2 separate regions of the Mus musculus genome follow, and region 2 is linked to region 1. Evidence: chromatin loops called from intact Hi-C (ENCODE). Cell type or tissue: gastrocnemius. All regions are shown on one strand. Each heading gives the region's core, and the rest is flanking DNA. Links, peaks and the distances in the headings are about the cores only.

Region 1 (4,352 bases), core at 270-4,269:
AAATAAAAAAATAAGATAAAAGCAGTGCATTTCTCTGGGTAGCACATCACCCAACTACATTTCTCTTTGACCCATGGTTTCATGTACACTGATGTGGATTCTACAAAAGAGGATGCCATCTTGGTGAGCCCTTCCCGACAGCTTGAATAGAGGCTGCCAGCTGGAGGCTGCCCACTGGCTATGTTTAATGGACTTAGACCGGGCCTTGCCTGAATCAAGATCTGGGTAGCCTTACTCTGTTGTACCCAAATGGGTTTGCATTTCCCAGTGTGGGCAGCAGCTCTCTTGACTGTGTAACCGAGAGGGAGAGGACCGAGCTTGGCTCTTACTGAGCACACTTGTGGGACTGCCAGTCCCTTCCCGTGACCTCAGAGTTCAGTCTGGTGGGTTGGACCAGAGGGTTTTGATAGTTGTGTAGCTAGCTGTGCTTGGCTGAAAGCCCTGATGTGGAGAGGCACAGGGTAGAGACAAAATGTAGGATCTTGTCAGATTTCCATGCATTTTTGAATGCCCATTCGCAGGCGCGAGCCATCTATAAACAGCGTCTGGATGAAGCCGCCATGTTGGAGAGACATATCATGCAGGCCCGTGCACGGGATATTGCAGAAACAGAACACACCACCAAACAGAGCAGACTACAGGTTGTGGAGACCCCTGTCAAACTGCCCCCAGGTAGGTGTGAAGTGTGTCTGTCTGTCTGTCTGTCTGTCTACCAGCCTACCTCCACCTCTGCAGCTGTTGGTATTGTACTATATTCACGCCACTGTTCTGTTCTGAACATCGGCAGAGAAAATTGCAGACCTGACAGCCCAACCAGTACAAAGCACTTCAGTGTGCATGGTCCCACACGGCCAGCATGTGACTCTCTAAGCCATGGTGCAACATCGGTCCCTGACCCAGAGATCTCATTTAGGTTCCAGCAGCCAAACCATAGCTTCCTCTCCTCTGACCTTTCCTGTCAAACTTGCCAGGTAGGCTGGGCTGGCCGGCCAGTGAGCCCCAGGAATTTGCCTGTCTCCATCTTGCAAGTGCTTTTTCAAAGAATTATTTATTTATTTTAGGTATATGAATACACTGTAGCTGTCTTCAGACACACCAGAAGAGGGTATCAGATCCCATTACAGATGGTTGTGAGCCCACCGTGTGGTTGCTGGGAATTGGACTCAGGACCTCTGGAAGAGCAGTCAGTGCTCTTAACCGCTGAGCCATCTCTCCAGCCCTCTTTCTTTTATATTCAAACGTGGTAGAGGGGAAAAAAAAACCCCAGATCATCTTTACAGACATCCATCTGGTCCCTGCAACTCAGGGCAGGCCAGGCAACCCCAGGGCACATTTCCCATGTACAGAACCAATGATGGAGACAGCCAGCTGCCTTTTTTTATCCCAGGCACAGAGCGCCTCTCCCTGTCACAAGGTGAGGAACCTTTCACTGCTCCATATGGGTGGACGGCTTGTGTGCTCATTCTTGCTCTTGCTGGCCACTGCTCTACACTGGCTTCTGCGGATTGGAACAAGCAAGCAGCTCCTCGCAGAGCTGTGCTCGGTAGCCATAGGGTCAGTGAGGCCTTCCATCCCAGAAGGAGGAAGACCATCATGAGGGCAAGGCTTTTACAGGTCCAGGTCGGGTATGGAAAGAGACTCTTCCAAGATGTGCTAGAGAAACTGACTTGGTGAGGGCTAGAGAGAAGGCTCAGTGGAAGAGCATGGCCCACTTTTGCAGAGGACCTGAGTTCAATTCCAAGCTCATAACCACGGATAACTCTACCTCTGGCCTTTGTCAGCATTGCTCTCCCTACCTACCCCATCAAGGCATGCACTCACATGCATACACATACACACATATGTGAACACACATGCACATGTGCATACATGTACGCACATGCACATACATGTATACAAACAAACACACAGCTGCATACACATACATACACATATACACACACATGTATACACACTCTCTTAAAAATCTTTTTTAAAGCTGCCTTGAAGATGTGCAATGATATGTGTGTAAAATATTATATAGGAGTCCATTAGTTTCTACGCCAGCTTGAAAAACAAAGGCCAAAACCCACCATGACCCCCGCACCCTGGGAGGACGGAGAAGAAAGTTTGAAAGGAGGACTGTCCTTCCTTCCTCCTGACATGTGGTCATCATTAAACCTCCTGAAACTAGGCTGGATGGTATCCATTCCACCCAAGTCTTCCTTACCAAAGGAGGGGTCGGGGCCATCACTTCCAAAATCGCACCTTCTGTAGTTCCAGGATCCATCAGGAAAGGACCCCAGGGAGTTCCGGAAGAAGAGACCATGAGGCCCAAGAAGTAACTTGTGGGTTATTTACTGGCTATCAGGATTTTTGTCCACTGATTGACCGATTGAATTTTAGTTATCTATACATGTGTATCTAGATGGGTCTATGCACATGAATGTAGTTACCCACAGAGGCCAGAAGAGGGTGGCAGAGCCCCAGCAGCTGGAGTCCTAGGCAGTTTGTGAGTCACCAGACATGTGCAGGAACAGCAAGCTCCCTTAGCCCTGCCATCTCTCCAGCCAGGCTATTTTGGAGCTGCCTTCAGATGACGTACTGCTTTCAGGGATGCCAACTGCTATTGTTCATGGAGGTTCCCTGGCCTTTCCCTCTTCAGCCCTTGGATACTTTGTACTCAACGCCCTCCTGTTTGCCATGCCCAGAGCAGTTTCTGCTTCAAGCTCTGATTGTTAACTGTAGGCCAAATCTCCTGATCCTTGTCAGCACCCATGAGGGCAGATAATATTGCTCACTTTGTCACCTTTATCGCCGGATGCTGGGAATCGACCCCAGGGCTTTATGCATGCCAGGCAGCTACTCTACCAACTGGGCTGCATCCTGGTCCCTAGAGGAACTTCTAACACAGCACAAGAAGACTCCCCCCATACATAGCATTATAGATTTGTGTAAACACAGACTGTAACACGACGGGTGCATTCTCTCTTAAAACGTGGGCTTTGCGTGGTGGTGGCATGTCAGCGGAGGCTCACTGTTGGCAACAAGCGTGCTGTTCTTGGGAAGACGACAGTAACAGATAAAGCTACACACGCACAGGGGCAGAGGGACATGGAAACTCAGGCCTTCTCAGTTTGTGTGCAAGTTTTTAACTACTCCAGAGTCCAAAGCTAGCAGATGGCTCAGTGTGTAATGCCTGGCAGACAGAGTTCAAACCTCAGGACCCGCTGATAGGAGGCCAACTGACTCCTGCAAGTTGTCCTCTGACCTCCACACATGCACCGTGGCACCTACAGGCCCCCCACAGACACGCACTAAAAAAACAAACACATGTAATTAAAATGCAGCGAAAGTCTGTTTTAACAAAACCATCCTCCTCACATCTGCCAGAATAAGATCACACCTCCATTATGTCACTTGCCAAAGGTACCCATTTCTAGTTGGTGTTTCTAGACAATAGTGTTATAAACCGTATATAGTATATATTAATTATATTGTATGTTATACAACATGATATGATATATTATAAAATATATCATGTGTTGCATGTTACATATTATATATTACATATTATATATTATAATGTGTGTGTGTTTACTATCTTTTTTTGGGGTCATCAATTGCAAACATCAACTTCCACTCAACAGTATAAGTGGCTTTCTCTGGTGTGTCATTAGGTCGATGTGAGTTGGGTGAAGCTATGGTTATTGCTTGCTATAGATCAGGCTCAGCTATTCTCCATGTGGCTTTTATGCTGGTGTCTGAGATGAAGAGACAAGGAAGTTCTTCTCTGCTGATGTCCAGAGTTCACCATACCAGCACATCTCAAACCCTTGCCACCATGATTTGGCCAAAGTGAAAGGCAAAGAGTGACACTGTATTGCTGCAAGAGTCATAGGGACTGCCTAGCAACTCAGAACGCTTGCCTGGCCTGAGACAAAACACAGGCTGCCTTCCTAACAGTGAACAACCTGAGACACCCCCACACACCTGCATCAAGCTACATGTACACCCCACTCCAAACAATGCAATGAATACCACCACCCCACCCCCAACAATAATTCCCTGTTGCCATATATGTCTTGGAACATGTCCAAAAACTAGAGGGAGCCTGAGCCAATTTCAAGGTCCATGTATGGTTAAGGGAAACTGTCCTCTAAGTGAAATTTTACAGAAAATTTCCTATGGATCATCTTATTCATAAGCATAATTAGGCACACAGATGTTTAAAATCAGATGCATCATGGGAAAGGACATGGACAAGAAAGGAAGGCTTGTATAATCCACATCTATCAACGGAAACCGAGACCCACTCACAGGTCACCCCCTGGCCACCAACTCCTCCTCCTGGACTCCACAAAAGAAGCCCT
Region 2 (4,352 bases), core at 212-4,211, 84 kb after region 1:
AAGAAAAATTAACCAATAAATTCAAGGAAGATAACAAAGACAATAAAAATTAAGGCCAAAGTAAAAGAAGGAAGCTGGGCCTAGCACTATAGGCCTGTAATTCCATCTACTTATAAGGCTGAGGCAGGAGGATCACAAGTTCAAGGCCTATCTAGGTACAAGATGATTTCAAGGCAAGCCTGGTTAATTTAGCACTACTCAAACAACCCACAGGGACTAGCAGTCAGCAAGGCCCCTGTGCGCCCCCAAGTCATCTGTGAGGTCCTCAAGCAGCTCTCCCTGCACTGAATATCCATGGGAACTGGCTGGCAGTCAGCAAGGGCGCTGACCACACTGCCCTCCACTGACCTCAAAGGTCCTGCTAGAAAAAGAGAAGCCAGCACTCTACCTGCACACAGGAAACGACTGTGCGCCATACCTGAGAACTCACAATTCCCTTGAGGACAGCCTGCTCTTCCCATAGGGTTCCCACAGCTGAACAGGCCCAGGCACGTTCCTGTCCACATGTGCCATATGGAGAATGTGGCCCCACAGTCACAAGCTGTCATCATAATTATCACCTTCTACATGAACCCCCAGTCCCTCCTCCCTGGAGACAGGACTCACCTGACTGGTGTCCAGACCCAACCATATCCTTGGAAGCAGAACCCTAGCGTTCCATTGGTAGCTGGGGAGACGGTGTCACAATGGGGTGGAGAAGGTGACCTGGGAATGCTGAGAGGACCATATTCTACTCCAGGCACACAAGTGGCCAGTCTTGGGACCAGAATTAGTTAAGGCAAGTATGTAAACGGCTATGTGAGGTACCCTTGTGCCTTAAAAAAAAAACTGTCTTCTATACTGAAAGCACTCCTTGTCTTAGTCAGGGTTTCTATTTCTGCACAAAACATCATGATCAAGAAGCAAGTAGGGGAGGAAAGGGTTTATTCAGCTTACACTTCCACATCGCTGTGCATCACCAAAGGAAGTCAGAACAGGGACTCACATAGGGCAGGAACCTGGAGGCAGGAGCTGATGCAGAAGCCATGGGGGGTGGGGGGGCACGGAATGCTGCTTACTGGCTTGCTTCCCCTGGCTTGCTCAGTTTGCTTTCTTATAGAACTCAGGTCTACCAGCCCAGGGATGGCACCACCCACAATGGGTCCTCCGGGCTTGATCACTAATTGAGAAAATGCCTTACAGCTGGATCTCATGGAGACATTTCCTCAAGGGAGGCTCCTTTCTCTGTGATAACGCCAGCTTGTGTCAGGTTGACACACAAAACCAGCCAGTTACACCCCGCAAATGAAAGCCCACTCTTTGTCGGCTGTCCTTCAAGCCTTCCTGACCCTGCACCTAGGATCTGCACTATACCTCTCTTCTGCCTCAAGGACATGTCACCATTGCTAGAACTGCCTTTGTCTGGCCCACCTCCCTAGAAGCCACAGCCTGCCTCTGATGGTAGAAACAGGACTCTGGTCTTTTTGCTTAGAGTAGGGGTAAGGAATCAGCTGAGGACAAGGAGCCAGGCTGAACTAGTTGTGGAGAAGCAGGAGACATGAGGGACCCTAACTTTAGCCCAAAGTCATGGCTCACAGATACCTGGCAAGAAGCAGGAATGAGAGCAAAAAAGGTTGGGGTCTAGACTTGCCCAGCTTCTCCATCAGCACAGAAAATACTGCTCAGGACACTGGCAAAACTGGCTAAGAAAAATTAGGAGGCAGACATAGGAGACAACTCAGCAGGCCAAGGGCTCGGCACATAAGCAGAGAGGACCCATGTAAAAAGCGGGAGGGGGAAGGGGGAGGGGGAGGGGGAAGGGGGAGGGGGAGGGGGAGGGAGAGAGAGAGATATTACCACAGATTTTGACAGATGAAGGGACATGATAGCCAAGAAGCAGCACTGAGGAGCAGAGGGCCCTTCACCCAGCTGTGAAGAACTTTCACAACTGTGTGCAGAGGCAGAGGGCAGAATTCTTCCAAAAAGGGCTGAGAACATGGGGTGTCCACTGGCTTTGGTCAACAGCTCCAAGGACACAGGTTTACACCTGGGAGAGGAACTGGATGAGAGGGAACAGGCCCCCGGGAGTGTGTCAAAGTCACGATAAGGAGAATGGGAACATCTTTTTTTTTTTTTTTTTTTTTTGGTTTTTCGAGACAGGGTTTCTCTGTGTAGCCCTGGCTGTCCTGGAACTCACTTTGTAGACCAGGCTGGCCTCGAACTCAGAAATCTGCCTCCCAAGTGCTGGGATTAAAGGCGCACGCCACCACGCCCAGCATATGGGAACATCTTAGGGCTTGGACATAAAAGTCAAAAATTCAAGATATGCAGAGTATGGTGGTCTTAAGCTCAGAAGTCACCCGAGGAGAGCAGACTGCCATACCTCTTTGCTTTTCCTGCCTAGGCAGAGTTTGAGGTTATAATGTAACCTATGAAATAAATCATCCATTCTGTGCAAGTGTGTGGGGTAGTGAGAACATTGAGGATTACGTCCAGGGAGGGCCTCCGTCATGCTGGGCAAAGCCACCCACTGTAAAATGGGAAGACTGGGGCCCAGATCTGGAGGATCTCTGCCCCCCAGTGCTTGAGCTCTGACAAAGCAAAGACAACCACAGCACTGAACAGCAGGCAGGTCTCTGTGTACTGGCGAGTCTCCGTTCAACAGCGCCCTCTAGGGGACAGGTGTGGACTGGCCTACGCTAGCCACCAAGTCCCCAGGAAAATTCCCTTCTATTGGATCTACCATGAGTGGAGATCAGGCCAGGGTGGCATCTCCTCTGGGCTCCCAGAAGTCTTACCACTAAAATAACCTGATTAACAGAATGCACGGAGAACCTCCAAACAGCCCATGAACGAGTGAGTGTAGCAGAGCCAGCTCTTAGCAGCCATCAGAGGCAGAATTGCTGATGAGCCGGGGCACCCTGGGAAAGAGCAAGGGACAGCAGCTGAATGTAAGGAACCCTGCTCTCTTCCCAAGCACCAGGGAGGCTGGGCACAGTGGGTGGAGGCAGAGCTGACCAGTCTCCTCCCATCGCCAGCCTCACACAGGTGAGGCACACACTGGCCACAGGTCGGGCAGGAAGGCTCTTCAAAGGACATAGGGCATAATGTTCTTCTTTCTTGGCCTGCTGCCACAGTTGCCCTGGTGGTTGCCCTGCTCTGGAGTTGGAGCTGGTTTTGCTTGGGAACAGGCTGTTGTGGGGTTTTTTTTGTTTGTTTGTTTTTTTGTTTTTTTGTTTTTTGTTTTGTTTTATTTTTTTTTATCTTTATGAGGATGGGGTATCCCAGACAGGGAGACTGGTGAGGCCACAACCCCAGAGAGACTGTCGGAGAAGACTGAGAGCGACCCTGACTCAGCCGTGGTACTGGGGTGCAGTTTGTGTATGAGAAGTGTGGAAGAGGGAAGGGTACTGTCCCTGATACTCCCTCTGGGCTCTGCAAAAGGGAGTAGGGAGCATGAACACGGCTGATCTGATCCTGTGTGCTACAGATGCCATGTGCGCTGTCCTCTGCTCTTGATAGGCTGGCCCTCAGCAGCCACAGTCAGAAGTACGAGCTCTTCACAACAGCCACCCTCACACTGGAAGTTCTTCCCAAAGCCTCCATGTCTTGTCTTTGGGGTGCTGTTTTGTGGGACCTGCAGGGAACAAAAGACAGTCAGCAGCTACCCAACACATTGTGCGAGATGGTTCTCTTAGCATCCCCTGCTTAAAGAAGGGAAAATGTGCTCTAAAGCCAGGCGGACAGCTGTGGTGCTATGATAGCCAGTAACAGATAGAGTAAAGGTAGTGGGGAGGACTGGGCCTGGGGAGAGGCCAGCAAGTCTGTGATTACCCTGCAGGGAGCCCCTGCTCCAGGTCCTGGAGGGTGTCCTTCAGGGTCTGGCCCCGGGTCTCAGGAAGCAGAGCGCACAGTAGGCCTGCTCCAATGGGGAGGCTGCCAAAGATGACCATGGGAATCGCCTGGTGGTACTGTTCCAGCAGCATCACAAGGGGTGTGATGATGCCACCGACCCTGGAGAAGATGCTCACCAACCCCATGCCTGTTTGCCTGGGGAAAGAGCACAAGCTGAGGCTCTGCCCACTGATGGAGGCTACACTCTGTCCACAGCTGTGAGGGCACAGGTCTCAGCCACCTTTGGTCTAGACAGGGTAGAGCTTACAGGACCAGCCAGCCCCCTCTGTCTTCCCCCTGTCACTCAAGAGACTCAAACTCCCTTTCCCCTTTGGAGTGCACCTCTCCTGGGAGCACTCCTTCCTCTCCTGGGAGCACTCCTTCCTCTCCTGGGAGCACTCCTTCCTCCCCTGGGAGCAATCCTTCCTCCCCTGGGAGCACTCCTTCCTCTCCTGGGAGCACTCCTTCCTCCCCTGGGA

The links. Hi-C counts contacts between places; a loop is a spot of excess contacts. Peaks named below come from ENCODE experiments on the same cell type or tissue, not always from the same donor. Only the 100,000 strongest peaks of a DNase experiment are listed, where the experiment ranks them.
Region 2: a loop joins it to region 1, with 2.2 times the contacts of the local background. A loop is called at or near these places in 3 of 42 quality-filtered maps.

What each region holds. Positions count from the first base shown.
Region 1 is chr9:119,105,281-119,109,632 of GRCm38, forward strand. It overlaps Dlec1 (deleted in lung and esophageal cancer 1), which reads left to right. Exons shown (of 37, transcript NM_177117.5): 2 at 522-672. Among named protein-coding and RNA genes, the nearest start is that of Dlec1, 4.9 kb to the left of the region's middle. In gastrocnemius, for the core only: a CTCF peak has its summit at 2,449 (motif pointing right); a DNase peak (open chromatin) is centred at 2,490.
Region 2 is chr9:119,189,759-119,194,110 of GRCm38, forward strand. It overlaps Slc22a14 (solute carrier family 22 (organic cation transporter), member 14), which reads right to left and starts at 637. Exons shown (of 12, transcript NM_001037749.3): 1 at 607-637. It overlaps Slc22a13 (solute carrier family 22 (organic cation transporter), member 13), which reads right to left. Exons shown (of 10, transcript NM_133980.3): 9 at 3,814-4,029; 10 at 3,216-3,616. The coding sequence ends at 3,523. In gastrocnemius, for the core only: a CTCF peak has its summit at 2,649 (motif pointing left); a DNase peak (open chromatin) is centred at 2,642.